Linked DNA regions of Homo sapiens: region 2 is linked to region 1. The links are chromatin contacts, found by Hi-C or POLR2A ChIA-PET in ENCODE. All regions are on one chromosome and are shown on one strand. The core of a region is the stretch at or near the end of the contact, and the rest is flanking DNA. Distances in the headings are between cores, read along the strand shown. Region 1 has its middle 22 kb from the start of NCOR2. Region 2 has its middle 59 kb from the start of NCOR2.

Region 1 (2,583 bases), core at 37-2,536:
CATGGATCCTAGTACTATCCATGAGTTAACTCTCATTTCTGTGTTAATCGGGGGTGCAGCACATTTTGGTGCAGATTCATTGTGGCTTTGGGGTGCCATTTGGGACTCTCCCCCATGCACAATGTGTGCCTATCTCATCAAATTAAATTAGGCTTGTTTTGGCCTGGCCAGTGTCCATTCCTTCTTTTCCGGATAATAGCATCTCAGTTTTCCATGGGGAACATTTCCTCTCCCACACACTAAATGAAATCATATCTGACATGACTTGTATGGAGGATATGACCCAACCCAGCAGAAACATAGTGACTGGCTCAAGGGTGGCCATAAGATCCAGCTGGGCTGATCAGAGTTGGCCCGGACAACTGAGCTATCAGTCATGAGGTGACCCCTTTCTGCTGTTACCAAAGTGATAAGAGGTCATCTAAGAGCTGTTGGGACCATCTTTCCTCCATTTGAGGAAATCCAGCCCTAGAATGAAGCCAACACCAGGAAAAGCAGATCCAACGTACAACAGGATACAGGTTCCCAATGATGTCATTTAAGCGCCTGGATCCAGCCATGCCTGAAACCATAAACTGCCAGACATTTCTACTTAAGACTATTTGAATTGGATTCATTTCCCCTGCCACCAAAAGATGCTTGGTTAATACAAGTTATTAAGATAAGTCTGAGCAGCCTACAAATAGGCAAACAATTATTAGGGGAAATTACCTAAGACATGTGGGATAGGAGTAATATTGCTGGATAATGCAGATGCTAGCAACACAAGGCAAATAATTGAAGAATTGATCACAGTTCCCACTCTAAAGATACTGAAACCACAATCCTACTTCTCTTTCAGGAGGGCAGGGTCCTAAGTGGCCATCTGGTCTACCAGGGTGGTCTCCCCATGAAAACAGGAAATTGACATTAGTCGGCATGGGGTAGTTTAGTGAACCTGTGTTAGCTTCTCGTGATAAGCATATTTTCTTCTAAACAGCCACAAGCCATCTGTGTAATGCTCTGTTCCAGAATTCTGCGAAGATCTCTTGCTGTCAGACATACCCCATCTGGGGTTTCCAGGATCCATATCATTTTCCCTTTTGGAAAATTGGGGCCCTTGCCCATCTTCAGGCTTTACTTACTTTCCAGCAATTTCTCCTGGGTCCTCTTTCACTGTCTCCTGGCCAACCATGAATTCAATTCTCTCTTTAGAACGTCTCTTCCTCCCGTGGGATTGGAAAGAACATTTGTCCTCAGCGGCAAAGGCAGGGCTTCATCAAAGACGAGTGACTCAGTGCTTTTCCTGCTGTCTGGCCACATGATCCACATGCCCGCAAAGGGGACGTGTCTTGAACATGTCATGATTTCCCCTGAATTTCTTATGTTATTCTTTTAAAATTCACCTGGGGAACTTACTCCTTTTTTTTTTTTTTTTTTTGAGACAGTGGCTCTCTCAGTCACCCAGGCTGGTGTGCAGTGCAGTGGTGCCATCCTAGCTCACTGCAGCCTTGACCTTCTGGGTTTCGAGTGATCCTCCCACCTCAGCCTCCCAAATAACTGGGACCACAGCACCTGCTACCATACCTGGCTCATTTTAAATTTTTTTTTGTAGAGACAGGGTCTCACTATGATGCCCAGGCTGGTCTGCAATCCTTGGGCTCAAGTGAACCTCCCATCCTGGCCTCCCAAAGTGCTGGGATTACAACTGTGAGCCACTGCACCTGGCCCTTATTCCATTTTTAAGGTAATACATGCATATGATAAAATCAGCCCCAAGAGACCCAAACAATATACAATAAACAAAGTCTCCCTTCCTGATCTCCAGCTCCCAGTTCCCATCACCAAGGACAGCCATAGTCATCAATTTTTCCTTCCAGAGATATTTTGTGCATATAACGGGATACATGTATGTACATATATGTGTTTGTATGCATACATGTATGTACATATATGTGTTTGTATGCATACATGTACTGCCTTTTTGTGTGTACATGTGTGGTATAATACACATAACATAAAATTTATCATTAGTGACATCTAGTACATTCACAACCATTGCCATATCTAGTTTTAGAACTTTTTTTTTTGAGACAGTCTCGCTCTGTTGCCCGGGCTGGAGTGCAGTGGTGTGATCTTGGCTCACTGCAACCTCCACCTTCCGAGTTCAAGTGATTTTCGTGCCTCAGTCTCCCGAGCAGCTAGGACTACAGGCGAATGCCAGCGCACCAGGCTAATTTTTGTATTTTTTGTAGAGACGGGGTTTCACCATGTTGTCTAGCCTAGTCTCGATCTCCTGACCTCAAGCCATCCACCTGCCTCGGCCTCCCAAAGTGCTGGGATTACAGGCATAAGCCACTGCACCCCGGCCTAAAACATTTTCATTACTCAAGAAGGAAACCTGTACCCGTTACGCAGCATCTCCATGTCTCCCTCAGCCCCTCTCCAGCCCCCAGCAATCACCAGTCTACTTTCTGTCTCTATGGATTTGTCTATTCTGTACATTTTGTATAAATGGATTCATAGAATATTTGTTTTTCTATATGTGGCTTCCTTCGTTTAGCATAATATTTTCAAGGTTCATCTGTGTTGTAGCTTGCATCG
Region 2 (2,583 bases), core at 48-2,547, 37 kb after region 1:
TGGTTCACTCCAAGGCCTCTCTCCTTGGCTTGCAGATGGCTGTCTTCTCCCTGTGTCTTCACACGGGCTTTTCTGGGTATGGCCATGCCCTAATCTCCTCTTCTTATAAGGACATCAAAGCAGGGCATGATGGCACATGCCTGTAATCCCAGCACTTTGGGAGGCTGAAGTGGGAGGATCACTTGAGCCCAAAAGTTCAAGACTAGCCTGGATAACATAGCAAGATCCCATCTCTTTAAATTTTTTTTTAAAATTAGATGTGGTAGTGTGTGCTTATAGTCCCCAGCTATTCAGGAGGCTGAGGTAGGAGGATTGCTTGAACCCAGGAGTTCAAGGCTGCAGTGAGTTCTGATGGTGCCACTGCACTCCAGGCTGGGCCATGGAGTGAGACCTTGACTCAAAAAAAAAAAAAGGACACCAGGCCTATTGGATTAGGGCTCAACCTAACGAACCCATTTTAACCTAATCACCTCTTTAGAGACTCGGTCCTCGAATACAGTCCCATTGTGAGATACTGGGGCGTGAGAGCTTTAGGATGTGAGTTTGGGGTGGGAAATACAATTCAATCCATGGTGAAGGGGCTCCTGCAGAGGGGATGAAGTTATGGATTTTGCGATAGGGAGATTATCTTGGATGATCAAGGGGCCCATTGTCATCGCAAAGATCTTATAAGAGGGAGGCAGGAGGGTTAGAGTAGGAGAAGGTGGAAGAGAAGAAGAAGAGATGGTGGAAACAGAGGTCAGGGCAATTCCGCCACCAGCCAAGGAGTGTGGCAGCCTCTAGAAGTTGCAAGAGGAAAGGAATGAAGCCTCCTCTGGACCCTCCAGAAGGAACCAGCCCTGCCAGTGCCCTGACCTCATCTCCATAAGCTCCACTGGGACCTTCTGCCCTCCAGAACGGGGAGATAACAATATTGTGTTGCTTTAAGCCTCTATGTTTGTGGTGATTTGTTCAGCAGCAATAGGAAATCCACACGTCATCCAAATGCCCTCCTTTACAGAAAGCTTCTGAACCCGCTCTTGCCTCGGTTGGCAAACTTCTGCCCTCCACACTCCTCCTCCTCTGGGATGGGTGGGGACAAGTCCTTCACTGGGGTCAGGTTGCCCCAAAGCCTGTCTCCTGGACTTGGAGGCTGCTCCCTCCGACCTCGGCACCCCCCAAGGGCCAGAGGCCACCACCTCGAGCAGCCAGCGGGTAAGAGCCAGCCTGCAGGGTGGATACTAAATACAATAGGTCTGTGACCACACACGGCCCCACCCCCAGGGGCCCAGGCCCCGCTGACCTTCCCACCCCGGGGCACACCCAGCTGCTTCCTCAAAGCCACAGCCCTTTCCTCCAGCCCAGCCTTTGCCCTGGCCCTTTCCTCTTCTGCTCCTGACGTGCCTGACTCATCCAGCAAGTTCCAGCTCAGAAATCTCTGGGGGAGCCTGGTCCAGCCCCGTTCCATCCACCCCGCCCTGCTGGCTTCATTTCATTTCATGCACTCAGTAGATGGGCACACAGCTCTCCTCTGTTCTCCTCTGGAAGGCACAGGCAGAGCCCTCACCTCAGGACCTCCAGAAGCTGACAATTGGTCGGCGGGAGCAGGGTAGGGGGTTGGGTGGGAGCCTGTGACATGTTTTAATGAAGTGTAGACATTTTAAATATACAATTCAAAGACTTTTTTAAAAATCTTAAGTACATATGTTTTTAGAGACAGGGTCTCACGCTGTGGCCCAGGCTGGAGTACAGTGACACCATCATAACTCACTGCAGCCTCGAACGCCTCAGCTAAAGCAATCCTCCCGCCTCAGCCTCCCAGCCTCCCAAGCAGCTGGCAGTGCAGATGTGCACCACCATACTCAGCTAATTTAAATTTTTTTTTTTTTTAGAGATGGGATCTTGCTGTGTTGCCCAGGCTGGTCTCAAACTTTTGGGCTAACGCAATCCTCCCACCTCAGGCTCCCAAGGCATTGAAATCACAGGCATGAGCCACCGCACCCAGCCATGGGACTTCTGATGAAACTGTATCATGCAGCCATCACCCCCATCGACACAGAGGACTCTTCCCTCATCCCAAAGCTGCTTTCCCAGCCAATCGATTGGCCTGACAATGTGAGGGGTGCTTTGTCTTTTCAGGAGTTTGCTCTTGATGGAATCCTGTGCTGTGAACTCTCTAGGCCTGGCTTCCTTCCCTTTGCACAGGGCTCAGCAAAATACAGGCCTCCCGGGGCCAGATCTGGCCTGTTGCCTGGTTTGTAGGACCTGCAGGCCAAGAATGGTTTTTACTTTTGTTTTTGTATTTTAAAAAATAATAAATAGACTTTTTAAAATACAGTTTTTTGTTTACAGAAAAATTGAGTAGACAGTATAGAGAATTCCACATGCACACACACTCAATTCCCACCCCCCCAACCCGGTACACAGTTTCCCCTGTTATTCATATCTTGCATTCGTGTGGTACACTTGTTACAATTAAGGAATCAATATTGACACAGCACTATGAACTATAGTCCCTAGTTTACATTGGGGGTCACTCTTGGAGTTGTAGGGTTCTATAGGTTTTAAGAACCGTACCGGCCGGGCGCAGTGGCTCACACCTGT

Evidence for each region. A loop is a pair of places that touch in the nucleus more often than their neighbours do. ChIA-PET counts read pairs that join two places held with the same protein, here RNA polymerase II (POLR2A). Pooled maps may share reads with other maps.
Region 2: a map of psoas muscle shows a loop between it and region 1 (2.1-fold over the local background). The contact joins two enhancer-like sites. A Hi-C loop is called at or near these places in 14 of 168 maps with a recorded cell type or tissue (CD14-positive monocyte, Caco-2, aorta and 7 more), 1 of 37 single-sample maps with no recorded cell type and 11 of 50 pooled maps. POLR2A ChIA-PET finds 5 or more read pairs at or near these places in 4 of 52 experiments (MCF 10A, OCI-LY7, PC-9 and 1 more).

The regions. Positions count from the first base shown.
Region 1 is chr12:124,587,890-124,590,472 of GRCh38, forward strand. No RefSeq gene overlaps it. Among named protein-coding and RNA genes, the nearest start is that of NCOR2, 22 kb to the left of the region's middle. Within about 2 kb of position 1,287, at least 9 of the 41 ENCODE cell types and tissues checked have a DNase peak (open chromatin) inside an H3K27ac peak, as active enhancers do; they include CD14-positive monocyte, endothelial cell of umbilical vein, heart left ventricle and 1 more, where a contact is called at or near this core.
Region 2 is chr12:124,625,139-124,627,721 of GRCh38, forward strand. No RefSeq gene overlaps it. Among named protein-coding and RNA genes, the nearest start is that of NCOR2, 59 kb to the left of the region's middle. Within about 2 kb of position 1,298, at least 26 of the 41 ENCODE cell types and tissues checked have a DNase peak (open chromatin) inside an H3K27ac peak, as active enhancers do; they include CD14-positive monocyte, endothelial cell of umbilical vein, heart left ventricle and 1 more, where a contact is called at or near this core.